5 separate regions of the Homo sapiens genome follow, and regions 1, 2, 3 and 5 are each linked to region 4. A link is a contact called in ENCODE Hi-C or POLR2A ChIA-PET data. All regions are on one chromosome and are shown on one strand. The core of a region is the stretch at or near the end of the contact, and the rest is flanking DNA. Distances in the headings are between cores, read along the strand shown.

What was found. A loop is a pair of places that touch in the nucleus more often than their neighbours do. ChIA-PET counts read pairs that join two places held with the same protein, here RNA polymerase II (POLR2A). Pooled maps may share reads with other maps.
Region 1: a map with no recorded cell type shows a loop between it and region 4 (7-fold over the local background). The contact joins the enhancer-like site here to the promoter of ASB6 in region 4. A Hi-C loop is called at or near these places in 2 of 37 single-sample maps with no recorded cell type and 3 of 50 pooled maps.
Region 2: a pooled map shows a loop between it and region 4 (6-fold over the local background). The contact joins the enhancer-like site here to the promoter of ASB6 in region 4. A Hi-C loop is called at or near these places in 4 of 50 pooled maps. POLR2A ChIA-PET finds 5 or more read pairs at or near these places in 2 of 52 experiments (PC-9 and activated B cell).
Region 3: a loop to region 4 is called in a pooled map, with 4 times the contacts of the local background. The contact joins the enhancer-like site here to the promoter of ASB6 in region 4. A Hi-C loop is called at or near these places in 1 of 168 maps with a recorded cell type or tissue (PC-9), 1 of 37 single-sample maps with no recorded cell type and 4 of 50 pooled maps. POLR2A ChIA-PET finds 5 or more read pairs at or near these places in 4 of 52 experiments (CD8-positive, alpha-beta memory T cell, PC-9, WTC11 and 1 more).
Region 5: a pooled map shows a loop between it and region 4 (2.4-fold over the local background). The contact joins the promoter of IER5L-AS1 here to the promoter of ASB6 in region 4. A Hi-C loop is called at or near these places in 1 of 50 pooled maps. POLR2A ChIA-PET finds 5 or more read pairs at or near these places in 5 of 52 experiments (CD8-positive, alpha-beta memory T cell, OCI-LY7, PC-9 and 2 more).

What each region holds. Positions count from the first base shown.
Region 1 is chr9:129,953,148-129,958,099 of GRCh38, reverse strand. It overlaps FNBP1 (formin binding protein 1), which reads left to right. Exons shown (of 17, transcript NM_015033.3): 6 at 636-740. Among named protein-coding and RNA genes, the nearest start is that of MIR6855, 86 kb to the right of the region's middle. Within about 2 kb of position 3,064, at least 7 of the 41 ENCODE cell types and tissues checked have a DNase peak (open chromatin) inside an H3K27ac peak, as active enhancers do.
Region 2 is chr9:130,126,171-130,131,078 of GRCh38, reverse strand. GPR107 (G protein-coupled receptor 107) reads right to left here. Exons shown (of 18, transcript NM_020960.5): 16 at 3,513-3,596; 17 at 2,318-2,439. Among named protein-coding and RNA genes, the nearest start is that of GPRACR, 16 kb to the left of the region's middle. RefSeq lists an enhancer at 1,902-2,121. Within about 2 kb of position 2,683, at least 28 of the 41 ENCODE cell types and tissues checked have a DNase peak (open chromatin) inside an H3K27ac peak, as active enhancers do; they include PC-9, where a contact is called at or near this core.
Region 3 is chr9:130,105,937-130,110,662 of GRCh38, reverse strand. GPR107 (G protein-coupled receptor 107) reads right to left here. Exons shown (of 18, transcript NM_020960.5): 14 at 3,124-3,167. Among named protein-coding and RNA genes, the nearest start is that of GPRACR, 36 kb to the left of the region's middle. Within about 2 kb of position 3,027, at least 6 of the 41 ENCODE cell types and tissues checked have a DNase peak (open chromatin) inside an H3K27ac peak, as active enhancers do.
Region 4 is chr9:129,640,778-129,645,481 of GRCh38, reverse strand. It overlaps ASB6 (ankyrin repeat and SOCS box containing 6), which reads left to right and starts at 3,331. Exons shown (of 6, transcript NM_017873.4): 1 at 3,331-3,595. The coding sequence starts at 3,483. RefSeq lists a silencer at 2,965-3,564 and an enhancer at 4,271-4,704.
Region 5 is chr9:129,232,884-129,237,927 of GRCh38, reverse strand. IER5L-AS1 (IER5L antisense RNA 1) reads right to left here and starts at 1,699. Exons shown (of 7, transcript NR_187590.1): 1 at 1,617-1,699; 2 at 1,186-1,355. RefSeq lists an enhancer at 524-818.

The DNA of each region.
Region 1 (4,952 bases), core at 1,815-4,314, 310 kb before region 4:
TCAATCAGAAAGTAAAAAACATGCACATAAAAACACTAATGAAACATCTTTATAGATTTTTCTCATTTAATTTGTTTCTAGAACCATTATCTAAAGTTGAGCCAAAAGAGCTCAAGTTGAGTATTTTTCTAAAAGTCACGTGGAAATAATAAAGATTAGACAGTTTTGATGGAAATAAATGCAGATTTTAAAATAACTTCTAGAAATTATGACATATAAGAAATCAATTCAGAGAAGAGTATTCTTGGGCCAGACACATTGGCTCACGCCTGTAATCCCAGCAATTTGGGAGGCAGAGGCGGGAGGATTGCTTGAGCTCAGAAGCTCAAGACCAGCATGGGCAACATGACAAAACCTAGTCTCTACAAAAAAATGCAAAAATTAGCTGGGCATGGTGGTGCATGCCTGTAGTCACAGCAGCTAGTGAGGCTGAGGTGGGAGGATCACCTGAGCCGGGAAGGTCAAAGCTGCAGTGAGCCAAGATGGCGCCACTGCACTCCAGCCTGGGTGACAAAGTGAGACCCTGACTGAAGAAAAAAAAAAGAAAAAGAACAATGCTCTTTGGGAGCTTTAGATAAAATTACATCTTCTCGTAGGACTCTTATGGTTTCATAATTATTTTCCTCTGATTTTAGAGTAAAAGGCGATTTGAACGCGATTGCAAAGAGGCGGACAGGGCGCAGCAGTACTTTGAGAAAATGGACGCTGACATCAATGTCACAAAAGCGGATGTTGAAAAGGTGAGGTGAAAGCTCAAGTGTGGGCCGGGCACGGTGGCTCACGCCTGTAATCCCAGCACTTTGGGAGGCTGAGGTGAGCGGATCACCTGAGGCCAGGAGTTCGAGACCAGCCTGGCCAAGATGGTGAAACCCCATCTCTACGAAAAACACAAAAATTAGCTGAGTGCAGTGGCAGGCACCTATAATCCCAACTACTAGGGAGGCTGAGGCAGGAGAATCGCTTGAGCCCAGGAGGCGTTGGCTGCAGTGAGCCAAGATCACGCCACTGCACTCCAGCCTGGGTAACAAGAGCGAAACTATCGCCAAAAAAAAAAAAAGACAAAAGAAAGCTCAAGTGTGTCTTTCATTTCCCCTGTGAGTGTTCATCACCGACCACCCATCCCCAAGTTCTCATTTCTAATGTAGCCACAAAAGGCGCTACATGGGGAATCATTTTCATTTTGTGTCAACCATTGTGGGGACCAGAAGCTCAAGTGTGGGGAATCTTCGGTGTTAGAATTTGAGACGTTTTATCTGTTGAGTCACCAGGGTGATAAAGTGGAGACTTAGACTATGAACAGTCTGGGAACAACGTTCCAGAAGGTTGTGGCTCTTAATGGCTTTTCAAAGAGAAAGTCAATTTCTTGAGAGCCGGAGGAGACAGGACAGGGCCATCTGGAAGAGCTTGGCTGCTTATAATGGTTCCTTTAGAGCAATAGTCTCACTGCTTGCCTGACTTCTAATTGATTCCTCCTGGTTGATAACAGTGAGGTTGTAGTTGAAGCCTTGCATATTTCAGTCCTCTCAAAAGCTTTTCTCTAAATGGACTTGTATTGCCAACTAGAAATATTATAAAGTGTATACTGTTTCTCATTGTGGCTCAATATGCGTTTTTTCCCTAGAAGCTGAATTTTATTTTTATTAAAGTCATCAATACAATGTAAACAAAATTAGGCTTTTACATAACAAGGACTCATTCATGATGCCCATGGTTGTTTGGGCATTCATAGCTTCATGCTGTATGTGGGTGAAAGCACTGAGTTTTTATAGATTTGTTGAGCTTTTGACAGATCAGTTAGAGTTGAGTTTAGTTGGGAAATGGTGTGAACTATTATTTGCCAAATTCTGCCAAATTCCTTGCTTAAAGACTAGGTATACGTTAATATTAGTATGCCTTTCTCTAAAATTATTAAATATATTAAAATACATATTCTTGCCAGGTGCTGTGGCACATACCCCTAGACTCAGCTACTTAGGAGACTGAAGCAAGAGGATTGCTTGAGCCCAGGAGTCCAGACTGGGCAACATAACGAGACCCCATCTCAGGAGCAGGGGAGTGTTCTCAATATCTGTATTTGATCTCAAAATGGAGATACTTACTTTACCAAAAGACATTAATTTGCTGCTAAAGTTAAATATTTAAAATGTTATTCAATTAAAATAAGTTAGATTAGCCCAAAGTTTCAAAAGATATTTTATGTTGAATGAGGCAAATCAGTGTATGTATCATTCATATATGTGTGTGTGTGTGTGTGTGTGTGTGTGCGCGCTAAAAGAAGTATATATGTATATATTTTAGAGATACCGAGATATGGTCTCTTTTTATTTTATTTTTTATGTTTATTTATTTATTTTTATTTTTTATTTTATTTTATTTTTTGAGACAGAGTCTCGCTGTATCGCCTAGGCTGGAGTGCAGTGGTGTGATCTTGGCTAACAACAACCTCTGTCTTCAGGGCTCAAGTGATCCTCCTGCCTCAGCCTCCTGAGTAGCTGGGACTACAGGAGCCCACCACACCCTGCTAATGACCCTGTCTCTAAATAAATAATTTTTTTTTTTTTTTTGGTGTGGTGTATGGGCTCATGCCTATAATCCCAGCACTTTGGGAGGCCAAGGTGAGCAGATTGTTTGAGTCCAGGAGTTCAGATCCAGCCTGGGCAACATGGTGAGACCCTTTCTCCATAAAAAATACAGAAAAATTAGTGGAGCATGGTAGCCCATGTCTGTGGTCCCAGCTACTCCGGAGGCCAAGGTGGGAGGATTGCTCGGTCCTGGGAGGCAGAGTTTGCAGTGAGCCACAATCCTGCTGCTGCACTCCAGCCTGGATGACAGAGCCAGACCCCGTCTCAAAAAAAAAAGCACTCAGCCTCTAAACTGTCATTTCATTTCTGTTTTTTTCTGTAGAGATGGTCATATCAGCAGCAAGTAATGATAGTTGCATTTCTTTTCCAATCTTCATGCCTTTTGTTAATTTTTTCTTATCTTAACTCTGCTGGTTATGCCCTCTGTTTTGCTGAGTCATCATTGTGGACTTCCTCAGCTTGTTCCTGATTGCAAAGAGAGTGCTTCAAAAGGTTCCCCATTAAGAATGATTTTTTTTTTTTTGGGACGAAGTTTCACTCTTGTTGCCCAGGCTGGAGTGCACTAGCGCAATCTCGGTTCATTGCAATCTCCACCTCCTGGGTTCAAGTGATTCTCCTGCTTCAGCCTCCCAAATTGCTGGGATTACAGGCGTCACCACGCCCAGCTAATTTTTTGTATTTTTGGTAGAGATGGGGTTTCACCACGTTGGCCAGGCTGGTCTCAAACTCCTGACCTCAGGTGATCCACCAGCCTCGGCCTCCCAAAGTGCTGGGATTACAGGCATGAGCCACTGCGCCAGCCAAGAATGATTTTAATATACCCTTTATTGGTTAAACAATTTTCCTTTTCCTGTGTTGCCAAGAGCTTTTTTTTAAGCTTGACTTATTATTGAATATCATTAAATATTTGTTCTGCTTCCTTTAATTCATTAACGTGGTCAATTACATTAATCAGTTTTTTTTACATTGAGCCAAATTAGTGTTCCTGGGACAAATTCAACTAGATTATGATGTATTATGTTTTTATGTGTAGCTGAATTTATTAATATTTTATTTAAGATTTTTCATTGAAATGGTCTGTATTCATTGAAATTGATCTATAATTTTCCTTTCTTGTCTGTTCTACTTTGCATTACTTATGAGTTTTGGAGTGTTTGCTCTTTTTTCTGAAATAATATATGTAAAATTAAACTCACTATCCCTTAAATGTTTTATGATACTTCTTTGCGTAAATCAGTTACAAACTACGGATTCCATATTTTATTGTCTACTTCTGGGTTGATCCTAGTGGGTTACCTTTTTATAGTAATATATCCATTTCATCATAAATTTTCAAATTTATTGGCAAAAAGTTGCCCATAATATGTTCTCACCTTAATTTTTGCTGCATATATCTCCCCTATTTACTCCTAATACCTTTTTTAATACTTTTTTCTTTTTTTCTGGATACGTTTTTTAAGAAATTATTTATGCTTATTTTATTATATTATTATTTTTTGTATATAGAGATGGGATCTCACTATGTTGCCCAGGTTGGCCTCAGCCTCAGCCTCCTAAAGTATTAGGATTATGGGCATGAACCACTGTGCCCAGCCTTAAAATCATTGTTACTAGTATCAGATTTTATCTTTGTGGAGCCTCCCTTTTCTATTTTTATTTTCTATTTATTTAACTTCTTCCCCCACCACCCCCATTCCCCTCCTTCTCCTTCTATCATTACCTTTGGATTTATTCCATTACCCTTTTAAAAAGTTCTTTCTTTAGATGCTTACCTCAGTCTTTCTTCTTCTCCATTATAAACATTAAGATTACAGACTTCCCACTTAAGTACTGTTTTCTCTGTATCCCACATATTTTGGTATGTGGTATTATTAATGTTGTCCATTTCCAGATATTTGTCCTTTCTTTTACTGTTTAATCTCTCACCTATGATCAATTTAGAAGCATGGTTTTAAATTTCCAAATGTATGACATATTTCAACTTTTGTTACAGATATTTATTTATTTATTTATTTATTTATTTTTTCTGAGACGTAGTCTCATTCTGTCACCCAGGCTGGAGTGCGGTGGTGCTATCTTGGCTCATTGCAACCTCTGCCTCCCGGGTTCAAGCAGTTCTCCTGCCTCAGCCTCCCTAGTCCTGGGATTACAGGTGTGTACCACCACGCCCGGATAATTTTTTGTGTGTATTTTTAGGAGAGACAGGGTCTTACCATGTTGGCCAGGCTGGTCTCAAACTCCTGACCTGAAGTGATCTGCCCGCCTCAGCCTCCCAAAGTGCTGCGATTACAGGCGTGAGCCACCATACCTGGCAAGATTTCTAACTAAATTGCATTATGGTCCTGGGAAATCTGTATGAGTTTGAGTCTT
Region 2 (4,908 bases), core at 1,434-3,933, 490 kb before region 4:
GCCAACATCCGACCGCCGCAGATAAGCGTTCTTTCCTTGACATCTAAACAGTAACCCCCTTTCCTTGCAAAGCCCCAAGTCTCTGTGTTTGCAACCAAAAGTGCCAAATGGGACACAGGTTCCTTCTGCCACACAAGACTGCAATCAAATGTGGCTTGGGCCTAAGTGGTCCACGGATTCATGCGTTTTTTTTTTTTTTTTCTTTTTTGAGACGGAGTTTCACTCTCATCGCCCAGGCTCGAGTGCAGTGGCGTGATCTCAGCACACTGCAACCTCCGCCTTCCGATTTCAAGAGATTCTCCTGCTTCAGCCTCCCGAGTAGCTGGGATTACAGGTGCCTGCCACCACGCCCAGCTAATTTTTGTATTTTTAGTAGAGATGGGGTTTCACCATGTTGGCCAGGCTGGTCTCGAACTCCTGACCTCGTGATCTGCCTGCCTCGGCCTCCTAAAGTGCTGGGATTATAGGCATGAGCCACTGCACCCAGCCGATATATCCATTTCTATAACTAAAAAGTGTTTTCTGGTCTGGAAGTGTGGGGAGACCTGGTGAAGAGACAAGTCTATTAGTCCCCAATCCCCATTTCCACACACGTTCCTCGCCCACATGAAATAATGCAGGGAGTGGTGAAAGGTGAACAGCAACCATGAATGAGGACAGCGTTCTGGAATGGGAACCCCAGGGAGAAAACCTCCTGGCCCAGGAACCCACACCAAACATTTCCTTCCACTCTCACTCCTCAAGATGACAGAAGTAATTCAGATCATTGAGGATACCCACAGCCTAGGAGGCAGCTACCAAGTCTGATAATTGAAATCGCATCCGATACTTTTTAACTTGCTGATTATTGACCGGTAACTTCTGTTGCCAAAACTGGTAGGCCTAAAGAGAGATGGTCAAAGAAACAGAAGGGGAAAGAGAGAGAAAGTCAGTGTTACTTTGGACTGTGCCCTCATACCCAGGCCCAGAGAGAGAAGCTGTGTCAGGCCTGGTGGGGTAATGGCTGCACAGAGGGCAGCTGCGTGGGCCGCGTTGTCAAAGAAGCACCAAAACAAAATTTTAAAAAAATTGTTGCCACGAAACAAAAATACCTTCATAATGCATCCAGGCTCCAAGATGTAACGGCTGAGGGAAAGGATGTGGGAAGCGGGAACCTCCCATTACGACTGTGGAGTACAATGCAGTAAAGGAGACGATGCTGCGACCCGGCCGCTCGGCTTCTAGCTGCCTACCCAAAGAACCCCGTGTTATGCGGACGGACCAAGCCAAAGGCTCCCAGCAGGGGAATGATAAACACACCGCGTCTTAGGTTATTTCCTGATGCTGCTGGTTGCCAGCCTGACATGTGTGCCTCTTCAACCAACAGACACTTGCTCAGATCCTGCCACTTCTGGGAAAGGCACAGCTGATGGGCCTCCTGCACTCCTCTCCACTGTTTAGAAGGAGGTGTTTCTTCCTCTGCATGGGGAGATGCTGTTTGGCGCCCGCTGGCAGGACCTGCCTTCCTTTACTGTTGCCGTGGAGCTGAGCAGAGAGAGCTGTCCCATGCTGCCTGACCCGCTGACAGCCAAGCAGAGCTTAGCATGGGCCGAGTCTCAGCCTCTGAATTGGGAAGAATTCAAAGGCTGCCAGGGCTGGGGGCAGAACACTTGATACCAGTGAACCAAGAAGGGAAAACTCTGCCTTAGGCTAATCATCAAACACAGCATTGACCTGGCTTATCAAATTTCAGTTAACAAGCAAATATGCTTAATCACTACTCATTTTTCTAGACAATGATGGCCCTTTCCCAGAAAATAGGACCCTAGAGTCATTCACTGTGTGACTCAGAAAAGCCCCTATTAGTGCTCAGATATAGGTCAAAGTCATTGTGCTGTGAAAAGCCACGCAGTTATCTGACGATAGAGGATGTCTGAGGATCATTAGCAGACTTAGAGATGACTCAGAAGATTCCATTTTCAGACGTAAGCGCCTGATGGCGGGCCTGACAGAAAGTCGGCCCCCTGTTCTCCCTCGTGAACTGGCCACGTATATTCCTAAGTTCTTGCCACTGAGTTCTTGAAAGCAGGCTCCAATGATGCTTAGTGGAACGGCAAGTTCCATCTTCCCTGACAAGACCCAGCTAGGTTTGGCAGATACTGTACTTCAAACCAGATCAGACAGCCTGGGGCTCCAGTGTCCGCTTCCTTCTGCTAAAAATAGAGGAACCACCCCTGCAGCCACGAAATGCTGAGAGCAGCCGACCCGATTCACACTGTGCTGCTTTGTGTTAGGCAAAGGGGTCAGGGCTAAGGAAGAGGGAAGAAAGATTTCTTACACGGACTCCATTTCCAAGTCTTCTTCTTCCTGAGAAAGTTGTAGGTAGGGGTTATCTGAAGCCGGACGGAATTTATACCCCGTTAGAACAAAGAAGACCAGTGTGGCCGTTTCATCCAGGAGCTGCAAGTTTAAAAACCACCCCAAAATAAAGAGATTAGCAACACTGTTCTTCAGAAAGCAGTGGAATTCAACAAACTGACATATTTCCCCACAACCCACCACTCGATGGTTCTTTACTCAGATGCCACTTCCTGCTACAGGGCATTTTCCTTAGACTTGCCGAGGCCTAAACGAGGAGTGTCCTGCCCAGGGCTGACATTTCCGAGGCTGTGCTCTGCTGTGCTTTCACCAGTCTTCATGGGTAGCTTTTAAGAGCTCACCACATACCCACTTCCTCCCACAGTGCCTACAGCACCCAGTGAGTTATTCAAGAAAAAAGTCATTTGGTGGCTTCCTCTAGTAGTTAAGCTAGTTCTAGTTTGTCGCAAAGATACTTATTATCGAAATAATAAAATGGGCAAAGAAGAAGGGCAGCCTGAATTCTAACTACTCAGCCCTGTAACTAAAGGAAAGGACCACATCTCATCTAAGTTCTAATGATTCAGGGCAAATCTTTCTCTACCTGAAGCTTTTCTCTTGACTTTTAAGACTGAAAACTAAAATCAAGAATGCAATTATTTTCAGATTCCTCATAGAATCCAGCAGCATTTCTGGACAAACAGATCATCTCAATTATAGGCCAGAAGAGATGGAAGGAGGCCAAGTGTGGTGGCTCACACCTGTAATCCCAGAACACTGGGAGGCCAAGGTGGGCGGATCACTTGAGATCAGGTGTTTGAGACCAGCCTGGCCAACACTGCAAAGCCCCATCTCTACTAAAAAAACAAAAATTAACTGGGCATGGTGGTGCATCCCTATAATCCCAGCTACTCAGGAGGCTGAGGCAGGAGAATCGCTTGAACCCGGGAGGTGGAGGTTGCAGTGAGCTGAGATTGCGCCACTGCACTCCAGCCTGGGTGACAGAGTGAGACCCTGTCTCAAAAACTAAAAAAAAAATTTTTAGTTAAAAAAAAGAAGAGATGGAAGGTCTTAGTGGTCATTCCCAGATAAATTAGTAACAACTGTTAAGTTACACTTCAAGACTTTATCCTCAGGCATAAATTCTCTGGCATTCTGCCCTGTGAGCAGCGTACCTGGTAGAGCCACTTCCACTGGAATGGAACAGCGAGTTTGAGGAGAAATGCAATGATCCTAGTGAAGTATATGTAACACACAATCTGCATGAGGAGGAAAGAAACAGGAAATCAGATCAACATTAAAATTAGGACACCACTTTAACAATTTGCTTTCACAAATGAACTAGGAAACAGAAAACAGAATCACTCAAAGAAAAGTATGTGACACTTACAGTGTGAATTAATACGTGCAGCGGAGAGACATGGCTACTCTGCTAGTTACACTTGAATTTCTTCTCTCTCTCCAGGTGACCAAGATATTGCTAACAGCCACACCCACCGGGAGCACAAGACACTTTAGTCAGGTTGTTCTTAACCCTTCCTCACCCTATCCACAGACATAAGCCCTTGATTTCAATCTCCAAAGATTTTATTTCTTATGCTCAGGCTTTGAGGAATATTTACCAGTAGTAATAGCAAAATAAAGCCACACAGGGAAATTACTGACTTCTGTCCTCTTCTCTGGCAGATGCTGCAAGCATTCGAGGTCCACACTCACAGAAGTACAAATACTACCAAGTTCTCTAGCAAGACAGGATGCCTTCATTTCTCCTTGCAGTGACAAAGACTCAATGTGCTGGCCACTAGAGCATGGCCTGTGCAAGGGGACTAAGCTCAGCTGGCCTGCTGGTCAAGGACCACTCATTATCACTGCATGCAACAAGAGAGGTTCTGTGATGACCTGTGCCTATTTGGTGGATGACATAAAATCCATGGGAAAGAAAAAATAAAACAAAGAAAGAAAAAAAAAATCAACCCCAAGTGGAGTGTCTGCTCTTGCATCTCTCTCTACCACTGAAGTCTGATGTTTGCTTGAGCAAAGGAACTGTCTGAAGTGACAATGCCAAACGAACAGATGAAAGACTTGGAAACAGGGCCGGGCGCGATGGCTCACGCCTATAATCCCAGCACTTTGGGAGGCCGAGGTGGGTGGATCACCTGAGGTCAGGAGTTCGAGACCAGCCTGACCAACACGGAGAAAACCCGTCTCTACTAAAAATACAAAATTAGCCAGGCGTGGCATGGTGGCGCATGACTGTAATCCCAGCTACTCGGGAGGCTGAGGCAAGAGAATCGCTTGAACCCAAGAGGCGGAGGTTGCAGTGAGCCGAGATCACGCCATTGCACTCCAGCCTGGGAGACAAGAGCGAAACTCCGTCTCAAAAAAAAAAAAAAAAAAAAGACTTGGAAACGTTCTTTCAAGACTCAGGAAGCAAACTAACTCTGGGAGGCCTATACCTTATATATTCCAAGAAATTATGATCCTAATAATTTCTAGCAAGCTCTGTCTTTTGGTGCTAGCTGATAGAACTTTTCATGTCCATCAGAGTCCTGTTTTAGGTTTTAAAAAAAC
Region 3 (4,726 bases), core at 1,778-4,277, 470 kb before region 4:
GGCTGCTCTGGCTCTGGGAGTGTCGCAAGCATAACCACTTTTCAGGGTACAGAGTGATGCCCAAAAGCATCTCACAGCCTCAATCAATTCAGGGAAAAGAACATGAACCAAAATGACAATCCCGTTCTAATCTGCTCTGTCCCTCTTTCAGAGTATTTGTGATATTTGCTGATGAGAAATGGGTGCTTCCTTAGCAGATGTCTTCCTAAGAATGGGGAATGTGAACCCTGGTTTACCTATGCGACTTCCTGCTCTTAGATTCGCTCTCTGCTGAAGAGGTCCCATGCTGTCACCTGGTGGAAAAAAATGAGAAACTGCCTTGTGTGCCCAGGCCATGACAAAAGCGTTCCTGTTAAAGGAAGTTACCCTTTACTACAGATGCTGGGGGACAACGCTGACCCCATGCTGCCTCACCTGCTGTGCCATCTACTCCAGACAGAGCACCTTACTAAGATCCTCAGCTACCAACCAACCTCAGGTGGAATAAATGGTCCCAGTGGCAGTCACCACAGCCACCCCACACTCGCTAAAGCAAGATGGAGGACCGAACAGGTAGACGAGTCAGGAGGACGAAGCAGGGGCCGGGGAGGACGCAAAGAAGGGAGGAATTCATCAACGGGCAGGATCGAGCAAAGAGAAACACACAGGTAAGCCTCGCCAACAAAAAGCACCGCCCTTGGGATTTTTACACATTTTTAGCCAAACAGCCGGAAGAACCAATGAGAAATACAGAAGTGTATAAGATAATAAAGTTAAATGGTCTCATCGCGATATATTAAAATAAGAAAAAGCCTAGCCGGGCGCGGGGGCTCATGCCTGTAATCCCAGCACTTTGGGAGGCCGAGGCAGGTGGATCGCGAGGTCAGGAGTTTGCGACCAGCCTGGCCAACATAGTGGAACCCTGTCTCTACTAAAAATACAAAACATTAGCTGGGTGTGGTGGTGGGTGCCTGTAATCCCAGCTATTTGGGAGGCTGAGGCAGGAGAATCGCTTGAAGCTGGGAGGCAGAGGTAGCAGTGAGCTGAGATCGCATCACTGCACTCCAGCCTGGCAGACAGTGCGAGACTTCGTCTCCAAAAAAAAAAAAAAAGAAAGAAAAAGACTACCTGTTCACCAAGTTACAAATATAATAAAACTACCTTCTTATATAACACGATAAAAGAAAAATAAGGACAAGAATATCCCCAAAGAGGCTGGGCGTGGTGGTTCACATCTGTAATCCCAGCACTTTGGGAGGCCGAGGCAGGCAGATCACTTGAGGTCAGGAGTTCGAGACCAGCCTGGCCAAGGTGGTGAAACCTCATCTGTACTAAAAACACAAAAATTAGCTGAGCGTGGTAGCAGGCACCTGTAATCCCAGCTACTTGGGAGGCTGAGGAAGGAGAATCGCTTGAACCCAGAAGGCAGAGGCTACAGAGAGCAGAGATCGTGCCACTGCATTCTAGCTTGGGTGACAGAGCAAAGCTCTGTCTTAAAAAAGAAGAATATCCCCAAATTAGCCAGGCGTGCTGGCAGGCGCCTGTAATCCCAGCTACTTGGGAGGCTGAGGCAGAAGAATTGCTTGAACCCAGGAGGTGGAGGTTGCAGTAAGCCGAGATCATGCCATTGCACTCTAGCCTGGGCAAAAAGAGCAAAACTCCGTCTCAAAAAAAAAAAAAAAAAAAAAAAAGAATATCCCCAATTATTCCTAGAGGTGGATTTGTACTTCCTACCTTGGGTTTTTCTAATGATGGCAGGGTGCTTTACTGGGCTCCAAGAAAGGCTATGTAGCCCGGCTAGAAGCAAAAGCTCTGTGACTCCTGCTTAAAGCCACTGAAAAGAACCTGCTTAAAGCCACTGAAAAGAACCTATCACAAGAGGACACTCCAGAGGGAAAAGAAGGGAACCTGGTATCTTTGAGGGGAAAAAAATGAGAAAACGGGAGAAGGGCTATTCCCAGGACTAGAAAGAAAACAAAAGCTGGTGCAGGTCGCAGAAGCTGAGTGGGCCTTGGGAGGCTGGCCTCTGACCACTGACCAAGGCTCCAAGCCTGGGTATGACTTGCACACAGGCTGCCTAGGAGCAAGAGTTACGTGAACCTGGACAGCAGGAATGCCATACTATCTGTTCCAGGCCCAAACTGGCGAGATCCTCCAGAATACTGTGCTCTAAATAACAACCTAGGGCTGACCCTGGCGTGAAGCCTCAAAGTCATGTTTAATTTAACTTAAAGAAATAATGCGTTATTAGTTATATACCAGGTTTGTGAAAGAAGATTTACAGCTACTATGCATTTTCCGAATTTTCTAAAATGAATCTACATTGGCTTTATAATCAGAAATAGAGTCAGCAACAAAACTTTATTAACAAAAACCTGTTTTATTTATTATTCATAACCTGCATTAAAGAATGTTAATATCCACACTGGGTGTACGATACCATGGATCCAGAGACCGTTCTGAGCTTTGAGAGAAGAGAGCACTGCTCCTTAAACCCTTGTGGTCTGAAATTCTCACTTGTGCTATGGCAGCCTGTGGTCATGAACATTATTCAAATAAGCCCAGAACCACACAAAACATTTTCTTTGCAGCTTTTCTTCTGATTTAGGAGGCATGACTGGAAAGTCAAGGAGATGCAAAAGGGCTATAAAGGGCACAACCATTTCAATATCAGGTAGTTTTCAAGGTTCCTTCTGTCATCAGAGTCTTGCTTTAAATGAATACTGACACATCTATTTTGAAAGTGTGTTAAATCAGCAGGCAGGGCTGCTTTACACATAGCCATCTCCAATCCATTATCCCTCCTGTTCTCACAGCGAAGTGTTATCTGGCCCTTCTAAGACAAGATTTTCTCTTGCTGACTCAGTTTTGAGAAGGTGAAAATCACAACCACGAGTGGAAATGAAATGAATCATCTTAATAAGCAGCAGTCACCCCCAACCTCCTCCTTATACAACTGACTCAACACCTCCTTCTCCAAACTACCCCTGGCTGCTCTCACGAAGTGGGCCCCAGGCCTCCCCTAGCTCTCCTCCCAGGAAGACAGCATCTTGACACCATAGGCTGCCTCCACTCCTCCGCAGTGCCGCAGCACGTGGGTTCAGAGCAAGCTGAGCAACACAAAATGAGCACGAGAGAACTTGCCTTTTCCATCTGTTGCTGATGCTTCTTGTAAATGTCTGATTGACCTAAAAATAAACATTTAGAGAACAAAAAGTTAGCTGACAAATCTGCACTCCTCTCTATTTCCAGCTCTAGTAACTTGAGGCTGAATTTCTCAATTACATGCTGAAAGGTTGGACTACATCACTTTAGAGCACTCTCCCTAAAACGGGTAGAGGGGGGGAAATGGTTGATATCAACACGTCTGAGGTAAAGTCGCCCTCTGCTGGCCAAATCTGTGGCAATAAGTCTAGCAGGGACCAGAGCGTGAGGAGAAAACAAAACTCCATCATTTAATGCTCCTGTTAATCTCTCACTCCCACAACCACCCCCTACCCAACACTCCCATGACAATGGAGCATCACTGGGCTCACCTGCCACCAGGAGAGAATAAACCCTAGAAGAAAGTCACCAGCTGACTTCTAGAGTCTAGGTCTAAGAGCTGTGAACATACAGCACCATGCAAACTTATCGAGTGGAGATTTTTAACACTGCTGAAAAATGCCAGCCTCCAGGGACACTGTCTGGGGCTGTGATGTGCTGGTACCTAATGACCATCATTACATTTCAGGCAGAGGAACATTAACATTATTACAGGAGCCGCAGGTGAGAGGTGGAGGCACCATGAAAAGCCACCAACAGAGAGACTTCCCTGAGGGCTGAACAGGGCACAGGCAGACAGGCTGTGTGAGGGAAGGCGGCTGTGGTCTGACACTGTCACTCACTCTTGTCAGCAAATCAATTACTCTTCCTAAATCCTCCGTAATTTGCCCACCTGTGAGAGGGGCTATCTGCTTGAGAACTGAATGGAACACCACACGAAAGCTAACCAGTACACTGCTGGCCCTGAAGCAATGCTGGCTGAATCGGGATATTTACAAGTATTATTATTATTATTATTATTTATTTATTTATTTATTTATTTTGAGACAGAGTCTTGTTCTGTCGCCAGGCTGGAGTGCAGTGGCATGATCTTGGCTCACTGCAACCTCCGCCTCCTGGGTTCAAGCAATTCTCCTGCCTCAGCCTCCCGAGTAGCTGGGACTACAGGCACATGCTACCACGCCCAGCTAATTTTTATATTTTTAGTTAAGATGGGGTTTTGCCATGTTGGCCAGGATGGTCTCGATCTCTTGACCTCGTGATCCGCCCACCTCAGCCTCCCAAAGTGCTGGGATTACAGGCGTGAACCACCGCGCCCAGCCTAAAAATATTATTAATCTTGAATCACCTCTCCAGTACTTACTGACTTTTTTCATTTTACAGTAATTTTTAGGATATTTACCTTAAGGAATTTTGCCATTTGGAATCTGCTCATTAGTGTTGTAATTAACAAGGGGCAGGAAATGGCTGCTTACACCTCGACAGCTTGTTGGGGTTCCTTATATTTGACTATTCTGATAGTGGCATGTGTAAAAGTAGGGTGTGAACCTCTGTTCCCTAATGAGGTGCTCTTTTCGATCTGGAAACAATGCTGGACATCCTATGTTAGATACCCGAGTGACTAATTCCTGTGCAGGACGGCAGGAGGCTGCAGTGAGGAGGAAGAGTCATTCATATTCCACTGGGTGCGGTGGCTCATGCC
Region 4 (4,704 bases), core at 2,082-4,581:
GCTGCTGTCCCAAGCCGAGGTACCCCTGTGGTCACCAGGAGTGGGAGAGGCAAGAAAGGGACCTTCTCTGGAGTCTTTGGAGGGAGCGTGGCCCTGCCCACACCTTGAATTTGACCTTTCCGCCTCCAGAACTGTAAAGGAGTGAATTTCTGTTGTTTTAAGCCATCAGGTCTGCAGCACCTTGTTATAGCAGCCCTAGGGCAAAAGCAGGGCTCAGACGAAGTCAGCCCACCCAGCTCCACCGGGACCCCACGGGACTGCACCTCCCGCAGTTACTCACCATGCGCCCTTGGGTAAGTCAGGCCTCCGTCTCCTGAGGGTTGAGGGCCAAAGGCCATCACATAGGTGAGGAGACCGAGGCCTGACTCAACACGGGCATGGTGTCACGTGATCAAATGTGTTGTGTGATCAAACGAGAGAGGGGCTGTGAAGACCTGGGTCGCCTGAGAGCGGCTGTACCGTTCAGGGCCTCGCGATCCATTGAGGGGGACCCTTCAAGCAGGGGCAGACACTTCCAAACGCTCAGAGTCATGCCCAGGCAGGTGCACCCAGGGCAAGCACCCCATCTGGATGCAAATCGCTGTCTGGTAAGAATCTGGGCCCTTCTGATTTTTACAAGGCAAGTTGGAAAATCTCCATTTCCCTGGGAGCAAAATGTCCCGATTTCCCTCAGGAAGATACTTCTTTCCCTCAGCAAGAATCAAGGCAGACATGTGTGGGGAGCCGTGGGCCCTCGTAGTCTGCAGTTGCTTCTGGGACGCCCAAGCTAGTGTTGCCTTAAAGGGTCTTGAACCCAGCTGCCCACCCCCACCCCTCCTTCCTACTCCTTTAGGTAATGGAAGAGGAAGCAAACTGAGGCACTCTGAATGCCTGGCGTCGGAGGTGGTTTTCCGAGAGCCTGTCATTGGATCTGACAACAGCTTTAACAACCAGAGCCAGCAGTTACCAGCCGCTGCTGCCACACCCTCAACCTTGCCGGTTGAGGCTCGTTGCTTTGGGTTTTCTTGTACAGTTTGTTTTGCACATGGTAGAGGGCCTTACTCTGCCCATTTAAAAATGTTTCATCTGGCTGGGCGTGGTGGGCTCACGTCTGTAAGCCCAGTACTTTGGGAGGCTGAGGCGGGTGGATCACCTGAGGTCAGGAGTTCGAGAATAGCCTGGCCAACATGGTGAAACCCCGTCTCTACTAAAAATACAAAAATTAGCCTGGCGTGGTAGCGCATGCCTGTAATTCCAGCTACCTGGTAGGCTTGAACCCAGGGGTTGGAGGTTGCAGTGAGCCGAGATCCTGCCACTGCACTCCAGCTTAGGCAACAGAGTGAGACTCCGTCTGAAAAATAATAATAATAATAATAATAAATAAATAAATATAAAAATGTTTACTCTAAGACCCATCGGATTGTCTTGAAATGCGCCTTTAAATGTTTTTTTCCTGGGCTGGGCAACTCTCGCTGTCTGGCAGGTTCCAGGGAGAGGGGCCCAACTTGGCAGAGCAAGGCCCAGGAGGCCAACGCTGTGATGTGGACTGCTGGGGCGGGAAACCCCTCTTCATCATCAGCTTCCCAGAAGCAAGAAGGCATCAAGGCCCCCCCACGCAGACTCCAGGTGGGAGAGGAGGCTCAAATGCATGGCCCAAGGGGAGGTGCCTCGACTCCAGAAAAGTGGTTTTTCCAAGGCAAGCTGGAAATGTCCATTTCCATGTGAGCAGAATTTCCCGATTTCACCCAGGGAGAAATTTCTTTCCTACAGCGAGAACCAAGGCAGAAACGTGCTGGCAGCTGTGGACTCTGCGGCCTGGAGCTGCTTCTAGGAAGCCCAAGCTGGTGTTGCCCTAAAGGGGCTTAAACCCGGCTGCCCACTCCGCCCCTTCTTCCTGAACCAGAGGGTTTTGGCTCCTTCCCACTGAATTCCACTTCCACCAACAATTACAGTGCGCTGGCTCCAGCATCTCAGGTGAGTGTGATTATACTTTTTTTTTTTCTTTTTGAGACAGAGTTTCGTTCTTATTGCCCAGGCTGGAGTGTGATGGTGCGATCTCCACTCACTGCAACCTCCGCCTCCCGGGTTCAAGCAATTCTCCTGCCTCAGCCTCCCAAGTAGCTGGGATTACAGGCGCCTGCCACCACGCCCGGGTAATTTTTGTATTTTTAGTAGAGACAGGGTTTCATCATATTGGCCAGGCCGGTCTGCAGCTTCGAACTTCTGACCTCAGGTGATCCACCTGCCTCGGCCTCTCAAAGTGCTGGGGATTCTACCCATTTTACAGATGAGGAAATCCAAGTTCAGAGACAGGCGGTAGCACACTCCTGTGTTCCCAGCTTCTCGGGAGGCTGAGGCGGGAGGATCACCTGAGCCCAGGGGTTCAAAGCTGCAGTGAGTCATGATCACTACACTACACTCCAGCCTGGGAGACAGAGTGAGACCCTGTCTCTAAAAAATACACAAGATTCGGGCTGGGCACCGTGGCTCATGCCTGTAATCCCAGCACTTTGGGAGGCCGAGGTGGGAGGATCACGAGGTCAGGAGTTCGAGACCAGCCTGGCCAATATGGTGAAACCCTGTCTCTACTAAAAATACAAGAATAAGCTGGGCGTGGTGGCCAGCGCCTGTAATCCCAGCTACTCGGGAGGCTGAGGCAGGAGAATCGCTTGAACCCGGGAGGCGGAGGTTGCAGTGAGCCGAGATCGTGCCATTGCACTCCAGCCTGGGCAACAGAGCGAGACTACGTCCCCCAAAAAAACAAAAACAACAACAACAAAAAACAAGATTCACTGAGTCCATCAAGGCAGAGGTGGAGAGGGCTAGCAGCCGTCCTGGCCAGGTGCTCCCCGGGACAGAGAATAAGAAACTGAGGAGGGGACGTGCGAGTACCCTGGTCCTCATCATTCCAGTCAGCGGGCCGGGTGGTGACAGAGGTGGCCCAGCCCCTCTTCAGGGAAGGCGAGGGCCAGCCCGAACCGGAAGGGGCAGTGTCTGATGACCACAGCTCTCAGGGGCGCCCAGGGCCAGTGGGGCAGCGGCAGGGCCGAGAGCACGACCGGCGGAACTCGGACGGCGCCCAGCGGTCGCGGGCGGGATCGCAGGGCGAAGCCGAGCCGGGCCGGGCCCTGGCAGGAAGGGGCGGACCCGCCTGAGTCTCGGATCTGGCTTGGCTCGATCCTCCACTCTCCCACTCCGCTGGGGCCGCCCACTGGACATCGCCCGAGTCGGCCTGGCGGTCGTGCCCCAGGACGCGCCGAGGTCCTCCGAGCCCGCAGGGGGCGCTGTCGCCATATGGCCCACCCTGAGTCGGCGCGGGCAGGAAGTACGAGGGTCACTTCCGGCGGGGGCGCGGCTTGGACTGAGGAGCGGACCCGGCCGGGCGCAGGGGCTGGACTGGCGGAGCAGGTGGGGTCCGCGGCCGCCGGAGCGTTCCGGTCGGCGTCTGGGCATCTCGGCCTCGGCAGAAAGCGCGACGGCCCTGCTGCGCGGGGCCCGCGGCGATGCCGTTCCTGCACGGCTTCCGGAGGATCATCTTCGAGTACCAGCCGCTGGTGGATGCGATTCTGGGCTCCCTGGGGATCCAGGACCCCGAGCGGCAGGAGTCTCTGGACCGGTAACTCACCCCCTCCCGTGAGCTGGCCGAGGCCGCTCCGACCCCGCAGCGTCCCACTTTATCACCACAAGCCGGGCGGGGTGGATGCGTCCCCCTTGACAGAGGAAGGGACGGGCGGAAGCCGGGGTTGCGTGGCTCGGAGTGCGCGCTGCCCCGCGCGGATCCCACTCCTGCCCCTTGCATGGCGGAGACGAAGGGCGGGGAGGGCCCGAGGGCGGAGGCCCGCGGGTTGTCGCAGGGCCTGCGCCTCAGCCCCACCCTGTCGCCTGCCTGTCCTGTGCCACCCCCCGGCGTGGCAGAGGAGCAGGGTGGAATCCGTGAGGCCTCAGATGTTACCCCAGAGCAGTGTGAAGGTGGGCTTTTGTAGCAGAGTTTGCGTTTTTATAGACAAGAGCTGGTCTGTCGTGGACCTGCAGGAAAGGGGTCGGGAGCGAATCTGCATTCACTGCCCATGGTACTAGGCACCTGGGGTCCATCAGTGGCTCAGCAAAACCCCCGCCTTCTTGGCGCATGTGCTCCAGAGGAGAGACTGACAAGTAATTGTACGGCGGCACGCGAGGTGGAAGGGAGGGGAGAGCAGAAGGAAGGGGCTCGGCTCAGGTGTTGAGGGGGTTGTCAGTTGGTATTTCCAACACGTGGTAATGATGAGTCTCGCCATCCAGGGACTCTGGTGGAAACGTAGGCTTTCTTCATCAATATCAGCTGAAGGTCTCAATGTGAGGGGAGGGAGGAGGCTGTGTTGCTGTCCTGGCTGCAGGTGTTGCCGGGGCTGGGGTCCTGCGGGTTTGAGGATGGAAGGGCTTTCTGAGGAAGAAGCATCAAAGTCGGGCTTGGGCTCTTGGCCTCCAGGCTGGTGGTCCCTTCAGTCCCAGCAGCCCAGGTGTGTGAGGCTTTGTACCTAAGTCTGCGACCGGACTCTGGGCAACGCGGGAGGAGAGCGCAGACAGACCCAGCCCATTCTCCGCAAATCCCAGTCTGCTCCCGTATTAAGAGATGCAGCGTGGCCCTCTCTCTACTTCAGAGCTTCCCCCAAGCCCCTGTGACCCACAGAGCCAGGGCCCTGCTTGCTGATGATGATAGCAGGACTAAAGCCCACCAACCCACAGGCT
Region 5 (5,044 bases), core at 450-2,949, 410 kb after region 4:
AAGAGATGACTTCCCTGCACATAGTAGGCCATTGTCACAGGTGGTAATGGTGGGGCCAGAGCTTTTCCATCCCAGTACAGAGAGCAAGCCCTGGTTACCTGTCATCTTCCCCTTGATCCGAGGTTCCCAAACCACAGTTATGCCTCCTATAAACTCTAGTGGGTAGAGCACCAAGTTGGGAAACTGAGGCAGCCAGGGACAAAGATTGCTGGGTAGAGCTTTTGGGTTTTTCTGGCAGGGGGAGAAACCAAGCACCAACCCTCCCTGCCACCTCCACCACCCCCCACCTGCAAAGAGCTCCCCCAGGGAGAGATACATTCACATATACTCGAATCTCTCGTGTCACAAACAGAAAAGCCATCAGCTCAGCCTGCCTGCGTCCTCAGGGGTCCCACCTTCAGAGCTAAATGCACAGCCATTTAAGGACGCAGAGACCCTCTCCTCCCAGGAGTGGAGAACCCCCAGGGGTCCCTGAAGCCTGCAAAATTGGGGGAACTGAAGCTTCTCGGAGCCCTCTCGCTCCCGCCTGCCTCATGGCTGTTCATTTCTGCAGAATCTGGGGGCTGAGGCTCTGGCGTGTGACTCACCTCCCTCCCTCCCTTCCTCCCTTCCTCTCTCTGAGTAAATGTCAAGTAACATTAGTTATCCCGTCTCCCTCCCTCGGCAGCACCCCCCTCCCTGTTTTTGGCGGTGCTGTTTACCTCGGCAGGATCAATCAGCGTTCAGGGAGAAAATAGAAACCCTTTTAGATCCAATTAATGAAAATTGGGCAGAAGGAATGTGCCTGTTTAAAATTTCACTACCTGGGCAGGGATGGAGGTGAGGACTGGAGATGAGGGAGGTGGGCTAGAATCAGGCCTGGCCCGGCAGCAAGCCCCTGGACTCCTCCAGCGTTTGGAAGAGGAACCTCAATATCTGAAGGGGAGAGGGCTGGGAGGGGCCCCAGAACCAGGCCCTGGCCAAGCGCTGTCTATAGGCACGGTACTTCCAGAGCTGAAAACAGCCGCTGGGCTACATCCTTGCAGGGCAAGCAGAAAAAATGATTGTGGGGAGGGGCCGGGGGCAGGGGGGAGGTTGAGGGGAGGGAAAGAGAATGAAAGCAGCCCCTACCACACACAGGCTTGGCTTTGGGTAGGACCCCCGGCTGCCCCGTGTTCCCAGGACCCCTAGCCCCCAGGAACACACCATGTCATTCCAAAGCCCTGTGTCTCAGGAACTGTGCTGGGGACTGAGGCCTCCACTATGAGGCCCGTGGTCTCGTGGTAAGCAGCCGTGGCTCTGTCCCCAGCTCTGCCACTGCTGGCTGCATGATCTTGAACAAGCAGCTGGCCCTCGCAGCCACTTTTCCTTTGCATCTGTAAAATGGGATGATCACGTGTGTGCCTCACAGGGCAACTGGGAGGGTGAAATAGGAAAAGGTGCAAAAAGTCCTTGGCACGGGGTCTGCCCTCCCCCAGAGTCTGCTCGCCCACCCAGCATCCTCCCCACCCACCCCAGAGCCTGTCCCTGCAGCCCCAGGGCTGCCCAGCTCCAAGAACTCCCAACTGCACACTTATCTCAGCAAAGACCCACTGAGTCCCCCTAGACTGCCGTGTAAGGTGAGCCTTGTCACTCACCCGTCTCATGGGAGAGGACAGACTTGAAGAGTCAGAGCAGCACCTGCAACGGGGCCGATGGCTCCAGGACACAGCCTGGCTCTGCCTGACCCCGCCCCGCAGCAGCAGTGGCTCCCTAACCTTGGGCACTGCAGCTTTGAGGATCGTGAGCACCCACAGTCCCACCCCCAGGACCTAAGCTGCTGGGGCAGGGATGTGAGCTTCTCACGTGCCCCACCTGCAGCAACAGGATGTGGTTTGAAAGGATGAAAGAATGAAGTTGACAGTCTTCAAAGCACTTTTGCATCCTTAAAGTGACTGTAGGCACTATTCCAATGACCTCACCTTTGGGCCTCAGTTGACTTGTCTGTAGAATGGGAGCTGAAGCAAATGTGTCACATGCCTGCAGCTTCATCACTGCGTCCAGGCAAGCTCCAGGAAGGGGACAGACCCCAGCAGGCGCGTGGCCCCCTGCACCCACTGTGTGTCCTTCAGTTCACTTTCTGCATCCCCTACCCACCCCCTGACAACACAGTGGTGAGGGGCACCAATGGGAGTCCTCACCAAAGGCCTGCACTTCGGGGTTGCCCAGGGCAACCTCTACCAACGAGGGCTGGGACGCTGGAGGGATGAGGGCTGCTTTCCATATACCCCTTGGAGGGGCCCAGTAGGGATGGAGGCCACCCTGCCCACAGTGGTGACCAGCCCCATGACACCCTAACATGGGCTTCTCCTGCTCAGCCTCACTCTCCCACCCCCTCACACAGCCCCCTCGGAGCCCTTCCCTTTTGCACCTGAGTCTTCATCACAGGCTCTGTTTTCAGGGCAACCAGGCTAAGACAGGGATGAAAAATAGCAACGACAATAACAACAACTTTATGAGCCTATGCGATGACCTCATGAGCTCATGGTGGCCCAAAAGGAGCCCGAGCACAGTGGGGGGTGGGGGTGGTGACGGGCCTGGCCTGGAGCAGGTGCTTAATGGACAGGTGCAGTCTCCCAAGCAGAGCGGGCGTCCATTCATTCATTCCACTCACGCCATGCATGGCCAAGCCAGGGCTCAGTCCCAAGAGTGGGACAGTTCCTGCCCTCGAGGACCATACCCTCGTAGAACAGATGGGCAAGCCAACCAAGGGGTACACAGCCAAGTGACAGGGTCCATGTCCAAGTGGCATAGTGCAATGGGAGAGGGAAGAAGGGCCTTTCCAGGGTGAGGAAGGCGTCCAGATTGGGGGAAAGGAGGCCGGGCAGGAAAGGTGTTCCAGCAGAGGGAACAGCTGGAGCAAAGGATCCAAGACAGAGGATGGCATGGGGGTGGGGGCAGGGTGGGCAGGGATGAGGCTGGAGAGGCCCAGAGGCACGAGCTCCCAGCAGGCCATGTTCCCTGCCAACCAGGCCTACATTAGCTGTGGGGTGATGCCTGGTTTCTGGCACTGGCAGAGGCACCAAGGCTTGTGTGGCCCAGATGTCCCTCCACCCTGCCAGCAGCAGCTGGGACTTTTGTGGAAGGGCTTGGCTCCAGAGGGGTGCACACAGGAGGGACCCCAGCTGTGCCCAGGTTCTGGTGGCTCTGCCAGGTTCAGAGAGGCCCAGCAGAGAAGGGAAGCAGCCTTGCCAGCCTAGGGCCCAAGCCCTGCCAAGGACCCAGCGTGGACAAGAGACCACGTCAGCAAAAGCCAGAATATCCTGTGCAGCTGTATGGCTCAGCCTCACTCAGGCCATTCCAGAAAGTGGCCATGAGCACCTCCTGAGGATCCGCACAGGTGGAGGATGTGGACGGTGCTCACCCATCTTCTCACACATAGTGAGTAGGCACCTTGGAGGTGGGAGAGTGTTGTGTTAGCCATGCTACGTGACACTCTGCTGCAGGAACAAACAACCTCAAAATCTCAGTGGATCAACATAACAGAAGTCTGTCTCTCATGAAGGCTATATGGCCACTGCTCTGCTCCACATGGCCACACAGGGATCCAGGCCAGGGGCTCCACCATCTTGTAGCTCCTCATCTGGAACAAGTGATCTTCTCAGTCACTAGAACAGGGGAACAGACTACAGGGAAGTCAGCTCTGGTTCTTCTGTGCTTCAGCCCAGAGGGGACACGTGTCCCTTCACCTCTCAGACCATTGGCCAGAGATGCAGAGGGGCTGGAAGCCAGAGAGCAAAGATGAGATGGCTGGTGGCACAAGCAGTGAGGGGTGAAGTCTCAGGGTGGGTCCCAGATCTGGTGACCTTGGCCACACAACTCAATCTCTTGGAGTCTTGATCTCTGCACCTATGACTCGCCCATTTCATGGAAGTGGACAGACTTGGAAAGTCAAAACAGTGCCTACAATGAGACCAAACAAGCCGGGACACGGCCTGGTTCTGCCTGACAGCCCCCACCCTGAAGTAGGGATAAGGATGGTCTCTACCTCCCTGAATTGGAATGAGGGTGTAAGAGGTAGAATTAGTAAAATTCTTCCCTCTGAACCAGGCCTGCAAACGGCTCTCCCTGTGTTTGTGGGTCTTCATCAGCATCTTTGACTGCAATGGTTATGAGTGGGAACTATCAAAACATTGTATTGCATTTTTCCCTTATTTTACAGCAGTGAGTTGAAAAATGAAAGCAGACCACAAGCCAAAAGGGCGAGGAGAGAGCAGCTCATCAGTGTCACATGACCGAGGGCAGACACCATGGAACCCCAAAGCTACCAGTCAGACTCTTCTTTGGGGATGCCCTGGCTGTAATCTGGACACTGTCCCCAAGGAGGTGACATTTAAACTAAGACCCAAAGACAATGGGAGGCTGATTGCACAGAAATCTGGGCATCCTCCCAAGAGCAATGGGCAATCCTAATGTTTGTCAACACTTCCTCCACCCTGCACTCCCACTCTCAGCCTCTCTAGATCTCTATTATAGCACCTACAATGTTCTGTTGGAATTGTTTCTCACATGTCTGTCTCCCCAATGAGACCAAGCTTCTACTGGCAAGGACCAGGTCTGACTCATCATTTTATACCCAGCTTCCAGTCCAGGACTCAGCACAAGACAGGGCTCAACAAGTCTTAGTTGAAGAAAAAGAGATGAGTGAATAGATAGATGAATGGATGGATGGGTGCATGGATAGATGGATGAGTGACAAAATGGATGGATGGATGGATGGATGGATGGATGGGAGGACAGATGGACGAATGGATGAATGGATGGGTGGGTAGGTGGATGGATGGGAGGATGGATGGATGGATGGATGGATGGATGGATGGACAGATGGATGGATGGATGAGAGGATGAATGAGAGGATAGATGAATGAATGAATGGATGGATGGGTGGGTAGGTGGATGGATAAGAGGATTGATGGATGGATGGATGGATGGATGGATGAATGAGAGGATAGATGAATGAATGAATGAGTAGGTGGATGGATAAGAGGATGGATGGATGGATGGATGGATGGATGGATGGACAGAT